Regions from separate parts of the Homo sapiens genome. Here region 2 is linked to region 1. Evidence: chromatin loops called from intact Hi-C (ENCODE). Cell type or tissue: heart left ventricle. All regions are shown on one strand.

Evidence for each region. Peaks named below come from ENCODE experiments on the same cell type or tissue, not always from the same donor. Only the 100,000 strongest peaks of a DNase experiment are listed, where the experiment ranks them.
Region 2: it touches region 1 in a loop (2.4-fold over the local background); 4 of 110 quality-filtered maps call a loop at or near these places.

Annotation. Positions count from the first base shown.
Region 1 is chr6:167,894,094-167,902,093 of GRCh38, forward strand. It overlaps AFDN (afadin, adherens junction formation factor), which reads left to right. Exons shown (of 34, transcript NM_001386888.1): 10 at 2,785-2,879; 11 at 4,112-4,374. Among named protein-coding and RNA genes, the nearest start is that of AFDN, 71 kb to the left of the region's middle. RefSeq lists an enhancer at 1-195. In heart left ventricle, a CTCF peak has its summit at 4,794 (motif pointing left); no DNase peak of the experiment used is centred here.
Region 2 is chr6:167,694,958-167,702,957 of GRCh38, forward strand. LINC02487 (long intergenic non-protein coding RNA 2487) reads right to left here and starts at 1,332. Exons shown (of 7, transcript NR_117092.2): 1 at 1,247-1,332; 2 at 959-1,130; 3 at 378-420. RefSeq lists enhancers at 4,342-4,421, 4,562-4,711. In heart left ventricle, no CTCF peak of the experiment used is centred here; a DNase peak (open chromatin) is centred at 4,634; H3K4me3 peaks cover 832 bases; H3K27ac peaks cover 1,967 bases.

The DNA of each region.
Region 1 (8,000 bases):
ATTTACTGGAAGCTTGTTTTGTGTCTTTATTTTCCCAGGTTCACCCTGGGAAGGAACTGAAGGCAAAAGCAGCAGTGGCTGTGGAGGGATGCTGGGGAGTAAAGACAGAGTGCTGTTTCAAAGCACTCGTTGGGCGGTGCTCAGCCAGTCTGCCTCCCTTCATCTGTAGAATAGGAAAACTTTCTGGTAGCAGTGCCGTTACTGTCTGTTGTGGGGTTACTTAGATTTGTCTCTGCTCTTCAAGGTGCTCCAGATTTATTGTCATTATCTACGGGGAAGAAAGAGACTCAGGCACTTTGGGCAGAAATTGACTATTTGTAGAATACTTGTTGAGGAAGGGGAGAAAATTTGGGATTTTTGTTTTTGGCAACGGTTTTATATGTTACTCCCTGTGAGATAACTGTCCTTCTAATTTGGAGAGGGAATGGACTACTGCACTCTCCCTTTCCTCCCCAGCTCAAACCAAACATCCCTTTATCCACTGAATCCTGTGGCCACCATTTAGGTTCTTCAAAATCTGTAACAGCTTTAACTATGGTTTCCTATTATTACTGTGAAGTAATAAGAGAGCCTGGGAAGGATGTTTATCTCTCTATCTGTTGACAAATTTCTATTACCATGGTGAGGTGAGGAGAAGGGAGAGACTGAGAAAGCAGCTTCTGTCTCTCCCTTTCTCTGTTTTGAAATCTGTTGATGTAGAAAGGTGTGTGATAGCTCTTTATTGTCTCATAAGAGACCTTTCAGAAGCATTCAGAATTCGGAAGAATATGAATGTGAATTTTTCTTTCATCTCTAAACACATTTTTCATGTTCTGTTTTTAACTTTGCGTTGAAATGTTCTTGTTTCACACATGATTACTTATTTACTGCTTTTGCTTTCTTTATAATTTATTTGTGTCATTTCTCTGTGACTATATTGCATTCAGTTTTCTTTATTTTTATATAAGTATTCACTGCTGACACATCAAGTCTTTATTGATTGCTAACTATGGACCGTATGTGGAGTGATCAGTGCCAGGGTAAAAATTTTTTTTTTTTTGTAAACCTAGCCACCAGGGAGCTCAGAGATGAGGGAGATAAGTAGATGGAAATCATCATACGATACGGTTAGTGGTACAATTAATGTAACAGATGGGGTGCTCTGGGAGTAGATAAGGGGGACACATTTCTTAACTAGGGGGGTTCATTAGAACTGCCTTTGGTGGTTAAAACACACAAAATAGTAAACATTACTGGAGGATTTGGACTCAGCAGGTCTAGAAGGGAGCTACCTATGTCCAGGAAAAGCCCCAGATGATTTTGATGTCTTGTTCAGATCAGGACTTTAGAGCAGTTAGAGTTGAAAATAAATGTTTCAACACGATGTGAAGCAGCACAGATGATGAACAATTTCTTAATGGGTGTTAGGCATTAGTGTCTCTCAGGTACTTCAGTCTCATCTTACCTTTACTCGATGTCACAGATTTCTGAAGTATTTCAGAAATAGAAAATTTTGTCATTAGAATGTAACTTTGTGTACCCTAAAATTAACATCAGTTCTAACAGGACTTGCATTTTTATGGTGTCTTTTGTCTGTGAGAGTTTAGCGGTACCACTGCTGAGAGATTTTAGCAGTCTCAAACTCTGTGCACGCTCATACTCCAAACTGTTTAACGTGTGAAACTCTCAAAGCTTACGTTCCTAATTGCAGTGACTAGAGATTTTAACAGGTAATGGAATCAGCGGGTTTGAAAGTTATAAGGCACTCATAAAGCAGATCTTGGCGACTCTTACTGGTTTGGCCTTTTCCTAAGCTTTGGTGGGTGGTGTGCTTGCCACACTAGACTGACTGCCATGGCTATGGTGCAGGTGCTAAGCTCTGCAGTTACATCATCATTCATGGGTTCTGGAAGGCACATTTTCTCATATGTCAACTCTGAAATCAGAATACCTCATTTTTAGTTAAGGTAATGAAGTGACATTGTCCTCATCTGGGATACAGTAGGTGAAGAGTGAGAAAACATGTCTAGGTGTATTGGGACTAGAGGGCTTCGGCAGAGCAGCTTCCTCCTCCTCCTCACCCCTTCCCTGTCATGGAAACACATGCTCATATAAATTAAACATTCCAACAGTTCATAAAGGTATAAAATGACAAAAAAAAAAAAGCCAAAAAACCCAGTCTTCCTTTTACTCCAGTTCTACTCCAGGGAGCTAACCACTTTTAACAGTAATTCTTGATCAGTAATGGACAGCAGAATTACTTGGGGTGATTTTTCAGAGGACACATGCTTAGGCCTCATCCCCAAGGATTTTCATCCAGGTCTGGGGAGCGCTATGAGAACTGCACATTTAAAAACCTCCGTCAGTGATTTAGCTGTGCCCTCAACCTGTATTGTGTTGTGTGCCATAAGGGCAGCAAGAATACTGCAGGAAAGATCTGGTCCGAAGGGAAGGCCTGTGTGTCTTTGATGAGCTTCATATTGCTACTACAGTTGCTCCTCAGAATCATTAACAAACGTCCAGGGCAGTGCGGTAGAGAAGCCTTTTTCAATGTAATAAGAATGTGGTGGAATTAATGCTAGTGTTAGCACTTTGTGTTAATCAGAAACTGATACGTTTATTTCTTATTTTGAATTTTCTGTATCCAGTTTGTTAAATTGTGTTACATAAGTTTGGAGAATTTTTTGAAAAGAAATCCTGAGAAATGAGAACTGTAGTGCCTGAGATAACCTTTTGTTTGTTGGAAATAACATGACAGTAATATTAGACTTTGCAAATAGAGCTGTCTTCCTTCTCTTCTCACAGATGGTTCTGACTCTAGAGATAAGCCAAAGCTTTACCGCCTTCAGTTAAGTGTTACTGAAGTTGGGACAGAAAAGTTGGATGACAACTCTATCCAGGTACGTAGTCTGAGCTTCCTGCTGCAACTCTGACATTCCAGGAGGCATAACGTATTGTACAGAGCCTGCCACATGGTAATGAAAGAAGGAATTATAATTACCGACTTGTATTTAAATATAAATAATTTATCTACTCTGGGTCACTTTTCTCTGCTTTAGTGTGGAAACAGCAGAATGTGAGTTTATGTTCAAGTTCCACCTCTAGAAATTTGGGCTGGTGATGACATTGCTCTGAAACTGCTTCCTTTTCTCTAAAAGATGGTGATGATACTTTTATAGGTCTATTTCAGGATTACAGGATATAACCTATGCAGAAGTGCTTATCACTGGAGGTCTGACCACATAGCATTAGGCATTCGGTAAATTCTAATTAAATTTAGCTTAATATGGTTCTCAAGTACTTAAAACAGAGCTTAACACATTATTTGAATAAATGAAGTCAGAATTTGTCACTTCTTTGAAGTTGAATTCAGGCGAATCACCCTTGCTCTGTACTTAGTTCTCAATTTGTAAGATGATGGGTTCAGATTGTTAATATCATTTTCAATTCTACCATTTCTTCTTTCTTAGCACAACACTAAAAATAATAATAGGAATCTTTAATGCTAATGATCTGTTTAGATTTGTCCATTAACCATCTAACAAATATTGGTTAAGATGACTGTATGCCTTTTTTTTTTTTTTTTTTTTTTTTTGAGACAGTCTTACTCTGTCAGCAGGCTGGAGTGCTGTGGCACGATCTCGGCTCTCTGTAACCTCCAACTCCCTGGTTCAAGCAATTCTCCTGCCTCAGCCTCCTGAGTAGCTGGGGTTACAGGCACGCGCCACCACGCCTGCTAATTTTTGTATTTTTCGTAGAGACGGAGTTTCACCATGTTGGCCAGGATAGTCTCGATCTCCTGACCTCATGATCCGCCCATCTCGGCCTCCCAAAGTGCTGGGATTACAGGCGTGAGCCACCGCGCCTGGCCAACTGTATGCTTTTTAATGCAAAGTTACAGTATGCCTTAAGTCACTGGGTACTAAAAATAAAAGGTCTGATTGGTTTGACTTTTTTTTGACAGTTTAATTATTTTTATACGATTGAGGGAAATCCACTTTAAAAGGCACTAAAAATCCAGAGCTTATTAGGTTATATTTGTCATAAAAGGGGTACTCACGGTTTTAACATTCTGTGTTTAAATGCTGTGAACTTCATGATGGGAGTTTCTTTGGTTTCCTTCGGTTTCCAGTTGTTTGGCCCAGGAATTCAGCCCCATCACTGTGACCTTACCAACATGGATGGAGTGGTCACTGTGACGCCCAGAAGTATGGACGCAGAAACCTACGTGGAAGGCCAGCGCATCTCAGAAACCACCATGCTGCAGAGTGGCATGAAAGTGCAGTTTGGGGCGTCCCATGTATTTAAGTTTGTGGACCCCAGTCAGGATCATGCTCTTGCAAAAAGATCTGTGGATGGAGGCCTGATGGTTAAGGGCCCAAGACATAAACCTGGGTAAATAGATTAACCCTAAGATTTAAAATGTTTTGATTATACTTAAAGTAGTTCAGATTATTCATAGATATCTTGGCTTTTTATTTTTGTTTCAATTTTTAAAAAAATATCAAAGTGAAGTTTGTGATTTTGGTTCCTATTGTTAACTTGGGTTGGTTTTAGAGGAAAGAAGAAAGGTCTTGACTTTGTCTTAAAATTGGAATTTCTCACTGGTTTTAAATTGTTTATATTTAAACTTTGTTTTTTAGCCAGTATACTAAAACAGTACCTTTTCTTTTGTGAAAAAAACATGGTGTTCTTTGTAATTATTCAGTGTAACTAAGATTATAAAATTTTTTGAAGTATTCTTTTCTGTGACTGATAATGAAACACATTAAGATCTCTTAAGGAATTCAGAATATTTTAGCTCCACCTAGTGCTTTTCTGAAGACTTGCATTGTGGGCTTAGTAAGGGAAAACAGAAAGCCTTTCTTAATGACTATCTAGTAAAATTTTTTTGTAGGTAGGGAATATGACTTCTCCTTTGGTTTTACTTTTTAAAACATCCTGTTAAGCCACTTCATTGTCTATTTTTCATGCTGCTTAAAACAACTGAAAACTCCCCTAGATTGTAGGCTTTCTTCCTGAAGCACAGACATGAACCCGCGTGGTCTTCCCTGCTTGGCCTTTCCCATTGTTTTGTTCTACGGCATGCCTTTGATTAGCCACCCAGACCTTACACATTGGGCCACATATGACTATTTAGAATTAATGTCTTTCTCCAAGATGAATACTTGGTGGGTTATCACATATATTTATTTGTAAAGTTCACAGCTGTTTAAGATCCATCCCCAGCTGCTCACCTCACCTTGCACCCCAAGTGTCAGCAAATGACCATACCTGTGGCATCCAAGGAAACCAGCATGTGCTTTTCCTCCCTGCTTCCCAAGAAAATCCATTTCTTTCTAACACTTTCATCTTTAAACTAGTGTATTTAAACACCATCCTTCCATTCTTCACAGCTTTTAACTGTTTCTTTCTGAAGGTGATGTTTTTCATTGATCAGCCGTGTCCCTATTTCCTGTCCCTTGTCATTAGCTTTACATGGGCTCTTCCCTTCAGTAGCGAGTCATGATTTCATGCTTAGATGTTCATTTCAATCATCAGCTTTTCTTCAGCCCTGTTTCTTCCCTTCAGCATCAAAAATCTTGATCTGGTATATCCTGACTCCCTGTTTATTTTTTAGGCTCACTGAGGTTTGTCCAAAGAGATTATGTATTGTCTGAAACAGTTTCTTCCGCTGTGTGTTACATGTGGTCTCTCAATAGTACCTGTAGTTATTGCCCTTATATACAAATGCCCTTTATTCTTGAGTTGTAATATATTTCTTGTGACATGTGTTACTCCTAGTGTTACTGTCCATCTCTGTTCTCTGTATAAACACAATTCTAGTAGCAGCCTGTGTCCCACACCTAGTCTGCCCTTCGGTTTTGCTTGTAATGTTTTTATATGTGTGAGACAATCTCCTACTGTATTTTTGCCATGTGGATCCTGCTTTGGAAGCCTGCAGATGTCTCTTCCTACCATATTTCTGGCCAGCAGCAGAGATCATTGAAGAACATGGCTTAGGTTTCAATGAGGAGAATGTGCTGTGAAATTTTGTTACTATTGTTAGGTATTTTTCTGGCAAATCTGGTAAAAGCTGCTTGGCGGCTGAACATACCATCCATAAATTAGAAAGGACTCTTGTTTTTTTAGGAACATTAATTTTGCTCTAGTGTCAAACGATTGTGACAGATTCTGGCTAGATAACTCACATACCCTCCAATGCAGATTTCATAGTGTGTCTTCAAATCCTACTGATGGTTATAAACGAGTGGCAAAGTTTGATATTGATAGTTTGGGAATTTTAGGGCCTCCCGGTGATACACTGACTCATTAACTGATTTGTTAATCTAGTTTACAATTATCAAGTACCCAGGGCATGAGCTACTATTCTCTGAATGCTGGGAGGAGCGACCCATGATTGTTACAGTCAAAGGCCATAGTTTGATAATTTCAAAGTCATATTATAAAGTCACTTTGGTTGGTCTTGTCCACATATCCAGCCTGCAGTAAAAATGAGCCATGTTAAAACTTGAAAGAGGTAGCTTTGGTGGGAAAAGTTAAAGAATTTTGCATGGTGGAAATTTGTTGTTCTAGGATGATAATTGTAAGTGGAATCAAGAAGGCTTTGATTCTACTCACATACTACCCACAAGAGGAAGTTAGGGGTGGACACTGCTGTGTGCAGCTTTGGTAGGTGGCAGAGAAGCTGGCCTGCTGTCATTGTTACTCCTGTTGTCAGAGCCGATAGCTGGACTGAATCTCCCACTCAAACTGATGGGAGCCAGCAGGGCATTTCCATGTTTTTGTGAATATCTTGGTGATAGATTATGAGTATTTAATTTCAGAATATTGGTAATATATTGCAGAAAGTTGTGTGCAGAAAATTGACAATTATTTGGCCTTTAGTAAAAACTTTTACTCTTTCAAAAGTTACTATTTTAAAGCATGGTATTATTTTGCATTACAAAATGGTTTTATTTTCTTAGTGGTGAGATAGAGGAGAAATTTGTACCTGCTCTTCTAATCTGAAAAGTTGTTTTCAACTTTTACATTACTTCCTTGTTTCTTTCTATTGGTTGAGTGTAAATAAAAGTTTCCCATTACCATGCTGCTTTGAAATTAGACCATATATTAATATTTTTCAAGTATTATAACGGGACATTTCATTCTTTTTAAATTATGTTTTGCAGAAATCCAGGAAATTTAAATACTAATTCATCCTTGTTGGTTTCCAGGTGTTTTTAGGGCTTTTTTTTGTGGAGGTGGGGAGGGCACTCTCCAATGAGCTGGGACCAGTGAGTTGCATTCACCCTTCATTTGTGCTGAAGAATGTAGTCGGTCCCAGCTTGTTAGACTCTTCAATCTTCATAATGAGATTTTGCTTATGAGTTAGGTTTTCAAAGTGACATATTTAGAAATTTTGATATTTTGAGATATTTGAAGAATCAGTTTAAACTAGGATAATTTTTGATTTGCATGCTAACATTATCAAAAATGTCCCACTTTTTAATTTGTAGCCTAAGTAGTGATACTCATGTGCTTTACAAAAATAATCAGATTGACTTTCAAATAGGAGAGAAGCTCACCGCTGTTCCTCATGTGTCACTTTCCCTGTGTCCATAAATAGGGCCGCCGGCACTTCAACCTTGTACACCTCATTTATATGCCATTTGCTGCCTGGATAGACTTACATAATGAAATAACCTGGTTTTTTATGTTCCGTTTCTTGTATAGTTAAAAAAAAAAATATGATCGGGCCGGGCGTGGTGGCTCATGCCTGTAATCCCCAGCACTTTGGGAGGCTGAGGTGGGCGGATCACCTGAGGTCAGGAGTTCGAGACCAGCCTGGCCAACATGGTGAAACCCCATCTCTACAAAAAATACAATAATTAGCCGGGCATGGTGGCCCTTGTCTGTAATACCAGTTATTTGGGAGGCTGAGGCAGGAGTATCACTTGAACTGAGGAGGCAGAGGTTGCAGTGAGCCGAAATTGTGCTACTGTACTCCAGCCTGGGCAACAGAGTGAGACTTCATCTCA
Region 2 (8,000 bases), 200 kb before region 1:
AGACCAGCCTGGCCAACATGGTGAATCCCCATCTCTACTAAAAATACAAAAAATTAGCTGGGCATGGTGCCGGGTGCTTTTAATCCCAGCTACTCTGGAGGCTGAAGCAGGAGAATCGCTTGATCCCAGAAGACACAGGTTGCAGTGAACTGAGTTCACGCCATTGCTCTCCAGCCTCGGCCGCAAGAGCTAAACTCAGTCAAAAAAAGAAAAAAAAAAAAACAGAGAGAAAAGGCATATTACTAGTACAACAAACGACAATAATTTTTCTGGCAATTGGACTGACACCAGATTTCCCACAAACTATGTTGAGCTAAACTACTGTTTAATAGGGAGAGCAAGAAAGACATTTTTGGACAATGTCTAGAAGAACTTACCACTTGTGGAGCGCTGCTGAAATGACAACTGTGGAAGAGTTTCCTGAGTAAGAAGCAAATTAAAACCAGAAAGAAAAATGGGATTCACTAGGAATGTTGAGTAATGCGATATACAAAAATATTAGTAAATGTGAACATTGATGATAAAAAAATCAATAATAATAATAATAACAAAAACAACAGTGGCAGCCATGAAGACTCTAAGGGCTTAATAACAGCCTGAAACTACAATGCCAGCCCAGTAACAAAGAAGGTCAGTCAGGGCTGTAGATACTAAAGTGTTCTGAGGTCCACCTGTTCTTCAGAGCAGGGTATGGATATTGGTTTTTTAGGTCTTATTATGTGCAATAGGCTAAAATTTTTTGAGTAAGCACTAAAATAATAGATACAACTTCTAGGCCCTGAAGGAAAAGAGAGAATAAAACACAATCATTTCAATCAAAGACAAAAAACTAAATACTAAAAAAAAAAAAAAAAAAAAAGGCAAGGAAAATCATGACAAATGGAGAGAACAGAATGAGGTGGTGGTGGGAAGTCCACAAACACGAAGAACACGAGAAATACACGCAGTCGCCACTCACCAGGTGAGACCGCCGTGGTCTCCTGTTGCTGCACACAGAGGCACCGTCTGTCAGGAGCTTTCTGGGCCTCATCACAGATTCGGCAGTGGCAGATCTGACTGGGAACCAGCGAAATCATTGCCCCGGGGTTTCTCACTCAGACGGTCTAAAGACCATGCTTTGAGAAACACTGCTGAAACATGAAAGAAACAGTCTCTGTCCTTCGTTTGCAAGGCCTTCCACTCACAATAAAATCCGTATTTCACACAATTATGCAGAATGATGCTCATTTAATGAGTTAATTCTCACCCCCCTCCCAGTAGTGTGGCCCCATTAGTCTCAGTGGGCCTGTTGGGAGTAAAAGCCGTGGCCTCCTAAAAGCTGCAACCATAGACCAAGACCAAGCTTTCTGCTTCCTTATAAAGGCCTACCTCAACTCCCCCGCCCCTTCCCATCCTCTGATGGGGGAGGGCAGGGCAAGGTGGGCGTGGAGCCTGGGGGTGCACGCTCACGCACATCTCTATGACCAAGCAACTTCACTCCTGAGGATTCGTCCAAAGAAATATTCACGAAGTCCACAAGGATTTACAGACAAAGATCTCTATTGTAACATTGTCTGTAATAGCAAAAATTGGAAAGAACCCAAATGTCAATCAACAGGGATTTGGTTAAATAAATCATGGTAGAGCCATGCAAGGCAGCCATTAAAAAGAATGAAATAGATCAATAGGCATTGATGTGCAAAGAAGTCTGAGACATATTATTAAGTTAAAAAAATGTGCCAGAGCCATATGTAGAGCATGATCCAGTTCTTATAAGGATGAACTCATGTGCCACCTTTGTCTCAGAACAGGCAGCGAGAAACAAAACGTGAAGGGTGTTTACCAGGCTCTGGCTCGAGGGGCAGTGGAGATGATGGAAGTATTTAATTTCTGATCTTTTTCCATTTCTCCACTGTTTAGGTTTTTTTGTTTGATATTTTTAACTAGGCTGTATTTCTTTTACGGACAGGAAAAAAGCAATAAAGAGTTTTTTAATGTAAAGTTATCTTTATATGAGTTTTTAAAATTGCTATTGTTCTTTGTAATAAGAAGGGATTTATCCTGACACTTCTGGCTATATGTGATCTGTTTCTCTACTGAGAATCTTCATCTTCAGGATTATTGCTGTTACACGAACCAGCAGGGCCACATTCTCGCTTTCTTTTCTCTCTCTTTTTTCTTTTTTTCTTTTTCTTTTTTTTGGACTTTTATTTGTAGGGGGAGGAGTATGGGCTGTGAAAGACACATTTGGCGAAGGATTCTTTTTGTTTTGGCAAAGAATTACTTTTTATCATATACTACAGGGTATCTTTTTCAAACAAAGCACTCAGAAATGCAAAACTAATTTCATTTATTATAAGATTTGTGCACACATGATCTATACTGACAGGAAACACTGAGATAATCGAAATAACTTCTTTATATCCTTCACAATCCTTACACAACATTCACATACCACGAAAACCTTTGTTTCATGAATGAATCACAGAATATTCTCTTGGTGATGGCAAGTCAGTGCCGTGGGTCCGTGAGTGTTGGCAGAGCTGCACCTCTGAGGGCTGTCTCCAGGCGGCCACTCTGGAACTGCTGGCCGCTCTCTTCCTTTCAATCACACCATCTGGCTGCACTCGGAGCATCTGTTCTGAGCTGCAGCCTCAGGGCGGTGGCCTTGCCCCTGCCATCGTGGCGTGCCATCTCCTCCTGTCTGTTCTTTTAATATTTTAAAGAGAGCCATTGATTTTCAGCAGGAAAAGGCTTTTCGCTTTTCTACTTTCCTGAGCAATAAGCTAGGTGCAAGGGCAGAAATTTCTTTAAAGTGAGGTTCGAAGGCTGTAAACAGGTCTGTGTCCAAACTACCAGCCTCCAGTTCCTCTGCCACCGGAGTCCATCCTACGGGTCAGGGCAATGAGGTCTCAGGTGCCTCAGAGCTCACAGACCCTCGTAAGGAGTTCCCCGGCCTGTGCCCATCCCTACCCAGGGAACTGCAGGAGGGTAGAAATTGTTACCCATTTGGAGCTCTTTTCACCTCCTAGGCACTTTGTGGTCACTATTTAATGTAACACCTACACCATAAGAGAATTACAATTTCCCCTCCTTTCCAGATGAGGGAGTTGCGAATTAGGGCAATTAGAAGGCTTGCAGAGGTCACATGGTCAGTCTACACCGCAGCTGAGGTTTGAACCCAGGCTGTCTGTTTTTGGGTACCAGATGCTTAACCACCAGGCCCTGGGGATGGGTTGGTGGGTAGCCTGGAAGAGGACTAGTAAAAAACCACTTGCTCTCAGACGGGGATGCTCCAGCCTGGATCAGCCACTAAGCGACCCAAGGCAGAAGCAAGAGGCACCTTTAGGAGAAACACGCGAGTCCCAGGAGATGTCATGGCACCCGTGGGAAGAGCTGGGCGGTGTCATGGAGACCATCACAGCACTGCGAGGGCAGTGTGGGGAGCCCAGCATGTGGGGGCTGCAGTGGCCCCCATCGCACCTCCATCTATGTCACTCAACCACCATGATGGCCTGCGTGTCAGGCAAGAGCAGGCGGGGAGAGGAGAACCCTCTGCTGGTAGAGGGTCTGACATCAACAGGGCCACACGTCCCCTGCCAGGCAGCAATATTCCCCACCAGGCAGGAACAGGCTGTGTGTGCCCGCAGCTGAGTACCATGGGGCAGTGTCCAGAACCTGTCCCCACCAGCCCGGATGCCGTGCCTCCAGCCCCTCCCTCTGCAGCAACCAGGTCTAGGGTCTAGGACACAGTCCATCCCCCAAGCACTGGACGGCCTGCAGGGCAATACGACGTGGAGCCTGCTCTGCAGAACCAACTCTTCCTGCAAGCAGCCCAAAGCCTGGAGCTAGGAGACTGTAGACGGCCCCCTCCCTGGCTGCTGTCTAGATTCCCAGATCCAGCATGAAAGCAAGGCCCCACGCTGGGGGCTCTATGGCCCCAGACGGAAAGGCCCCACGCTGGGGGCTCTATGGCCCCAGACGGAAAGGCCCCACGCTGGGGGCTCTATGGCCCCAGACGGAAAGGCTCCACGCTGGGGCCTCTGCCACACTTGCCCTGTGAGTAGAGCTGGGTCCCCAGCCTCCACTGTCCGCTTCTTCCCCAACTAGAACACAGACGGAGGGGATGTGAGAAGTCTCCCCCCAGCTGCAGCCACAGGGACCACTTCTTCCTGCTGACAAAACCAAGATTGTGTTCAAATTCCTACCCATCCTCGCACCCTCTCATCTTGTGGGGTTTCCTCCCCCAGCTGCAGGGAGGCCAGCTGGATTAGCCTGACTGGCTGGTCCCCAGCCTGGCACACATCAGAAACATCTGGGGACCTGGCTTCAAGTGGACTGCAGGGCCCACTCCGAGCTCTGTGGTGCGGGGGCTGCGGTTCTAACACGCTGTGCTCTGGCAGAGCCACAGCCATGCAGCTCAGCGCCTGACGGTGCCTCCTCTGAGGAAAGTGCTGGGTCCTGGGTGAGGACGGGGCTCACATCAGCCCAGTCGGGCTAGAGAGAAGGACTCAGGTTCCCCGTGGCTGGGGCTGAGTCCTGTCTCTGACACCACCCAAAGCTTCTTCTCATCTCTGACTGCAGGAGCCAGCCTGGGGACAAAGCTGGCCCTGGGACAGCAAGGGTGGGGAGAGGAGCCCAGCCTGATGCCACGGCTCAGCCCTGGCTCATCCCCCTCCCACGGTGACACCCGCCCTGTGCTTCCTGCTTCCTGGTGTGTGAAGTAAGACATTTCCTCTTTTCTTTTAAAAGCAGCTTGAGTCAGAGTTTCTGTCTCTTGTAGCTGAAAGCACCACCTATTTCCTTTCATGGCTAAAATCCATTTACCCGCAGTCCTAGAACCAAAAAATCCAGCACACGACCGCTGGAGGAAACTGGAGTCAGCCACAGACCTTCCTCCGCACCTCGCGGTGGAGGGGACCCTGGATGAGGGGCCATCCCCAGGGAGCTTCCAGGAGCCTGTGTCTTCGGGAACAGAGCGCCAGTCAGGGTCATAAACCCTCATGTTTTTGTTTTAAGTTGTCCTTCAGAACCATTAGTACAAGGAAATGTTATCTTCTAGGCCTATTAGGAGATTAGGGGGAAAAAAGTACTGTATTTTAAAAGAAAGTACTGCAGGTCCGTGATTTGGTAGTTACTTTTACTTAAGAAAAAATGTTATACTGAGTTTTTAAGTTGAAAAGTGAATTAACTTAAAAAAGTATAAGGTAAATAATGCTGTATGTGGTAAGAAAATACAGCTAAAATTATGGTGATGGAAAAAAAGACTAAAGTTGGAGAATTGTAGAGCATGAATATCACATCATAGATGATTGTGTGTCCCCTGTGGAAATGAGACTAGGGGCTCCCAAATAAGGAGCTGTGGAGAGCAGTGCGAATGCATCTCGCCTCGCCTTTACCTATCCCAGAGTCAGTGTGAGGAAGTGACTCGCAAAATACTCTCAGCACTCAGGAGAAAAGAGTCACACACAAAACATGCAGGCGAAGATGGCCTCAGGTTTCCACTGTGCAGTGCTGGGCACCAGAGCCCGATGAACAGCAGAGTCCAGGGAGGAGGGAAAATGTGGTCCTCAGGGCCCAGCACAGGCAAATCTTCCTCCCTGTGTAGACAGGCTTGTATGTTTGACATCGCGTTCTTGCCTGCTGGTCAATAGAGAGAACTTAATCAAAAGCGTAGGAATTATGTCAAATATGCAAGAGCATACAAAGTATACACCTTCCTGGGAAAATGAACTGCAAAATACATTCAGTCAACTGAGATAAGAAGCAAAGATTAGCTCAAAAATGTAAAAGTCCCGCTATAGAAATGTTGGCCAAGTCCCCAGAGACTGGTTAAAATAAGTGGCATAAGAAATTTCTACACATAAAAATTAGCCGGGCGTGGTGGCGGGCGCCTGTAGTCCCAGCTACTCGGGAGGCTGAGGCAGGAGAATAGCTTGAACCTGGGAGGCGGAGGTTGCAGTGAGCTGAGATCACATCATTGCACTCCAGCCTGGGTGACAGAGCGAGAATCCATCTGAGAGAGAGAGAGAGAGAGAGAGAGAGAGAGGCAGGGAGGGAGGGAGAGAGAGACAGAGAGAGAGAAAAGGAAGAAGGGAGGAAGGGAGGAAGGAAACTTCAAAATCTATTTATGATACTCAGTTCCTATAAAATCTACAAAATAAAAATTTGGCTAAAGAAACGATCAGGAACAGGAACCCCGGATTAAATGAGTGCAAGGCCAGACGGGGAGCACGGGAGCGTGAGGAGAGTAAATGTCCTTCCGCGGCCTTTCTCCCAAAACACACACACACACCGCGTCTCATGGAGTGGTATTTCACAAATACGTTAGGTAATTATTTTGAAAAGCTTAAACATACACAGTCGTGTAACTTTAAATAAGCTGTGTGATGTTGTAAAATGACAAAGATAGTGACGGCAGAGAATATAGCCCATTCACAAATGCCAGAGTAAGATATGCCACATGGTACCCTAAAGAAAAAAGACTCAAAAAAAGATGCATGATGTGGAAAATAAGCTCTTCGGTTCGAGAGTATGTTTGATTCATGCTCTCCAATTCTCAAGCTTTAGTAACTGTTTTCTATCACCATACTTTTAACTATGTTTTCTTACCACATACAGTGTTATTTACCTTATGCTTTTTTTAAGTTGACTCACTTTTCAACTTAAAAACTCAGCATAGCATTTTTCTTAAGTAAAAATAATTACCAAAGCATGGGCCTGCAGTACTTTCTTTTAAAATATAGTACTTTTTTCCCCTAATATCCATTAAAATCAAACTATTCTGCATGCATTACCTGAAATGATTTCTCAAAACACCAATGATATGTCTTCCACACCTGGGAAACACTTGTCAAGCACTTAATAAATAGTACTTGATAAGTTTAACTTATTTGCTTTCTATTTATCATAGATCACAAAGAACAATGATGGCCGGGCACCATGGCTCATGCCTGTAATCCCAGCACTTTGGGAGACTGAGGTGGGTGGATCATTTGAGGTCAGGAGTTCAAGACCAGCCTGGCCGAATGGTGAAACCCCACCTCTACTAAAAATACAAAAATTATCCAGGCAGTAGTGGCGCACACCTGTAATCCCAGCTACTTGAGAGGCTGAGGCAGGAGAATTGCTTGAGCCCGGGAGGTGGAGGTTGCAGTAAGCCGAGATCACGCCACTGCCTGGGTGACAGAGTGAGACCCTGTCTCAATTAAAAAAAAAAAAAAAAGAAAAAGAAAAAAGGAAAACCATGGTTTTAGCAATTATGAGGCTTTTGAAATTTAAAGCTTTAAAAGCAGAGCCGACAATCAACCATTAAGAAGAGTAAGATGCTAAAAATTCACACACAAACACTTATACTGAAATATAGTCAGGTGTCACCTAATGATGGGGATCCATTCTGAGAAATGCATCATTAGGCAATTTCATCAGAGTGCACCGACACACACCTGGGCGGAGCAGCCTGCTACACACCTGGGCTGCGTGGTGGAGCCTGTTGCTCCAGGGCTGCAGACCTGTGCCCTATGTGACTGTGGGGAATACTGTGGGCAACTGAAATACAATGGTAAGTATTCGTGTATCTAAACATAAGAAAGGGACAATAGAAAATACAGTATCAAAGATTAAAAATGCTGCACCTGTTTAGGGCACTTAGCATGAATGGGGCTTGTAGAACGGGAAGTTGCTCTGGGTGAGTCAGTGAGTGTGTGGAGCGTGAATCTGAAGGCCCAGGTCGTGACCATAACTACTGCAGGCTTTATAAACACTGTACACTTAGGATATATTAAATTTATGCAAAATAGTTTTCTTTTCGAAATAGTAGATTAACCTTAGATTACTGTAACTTTTTTATGTTATAAACTTAAATTTTTTTAACTTTTTGACTCTTTTATAACACTTTGCTTAAAACACAAACACATTATACAGCTGTACAAAATTATTTTCTTTCTTTATATTCTCATTCTATAAGCTTTTTTCTATTTTTTCATTTTTTTTTTTAACTTTTAAAATGTTTCTGTTAAAAA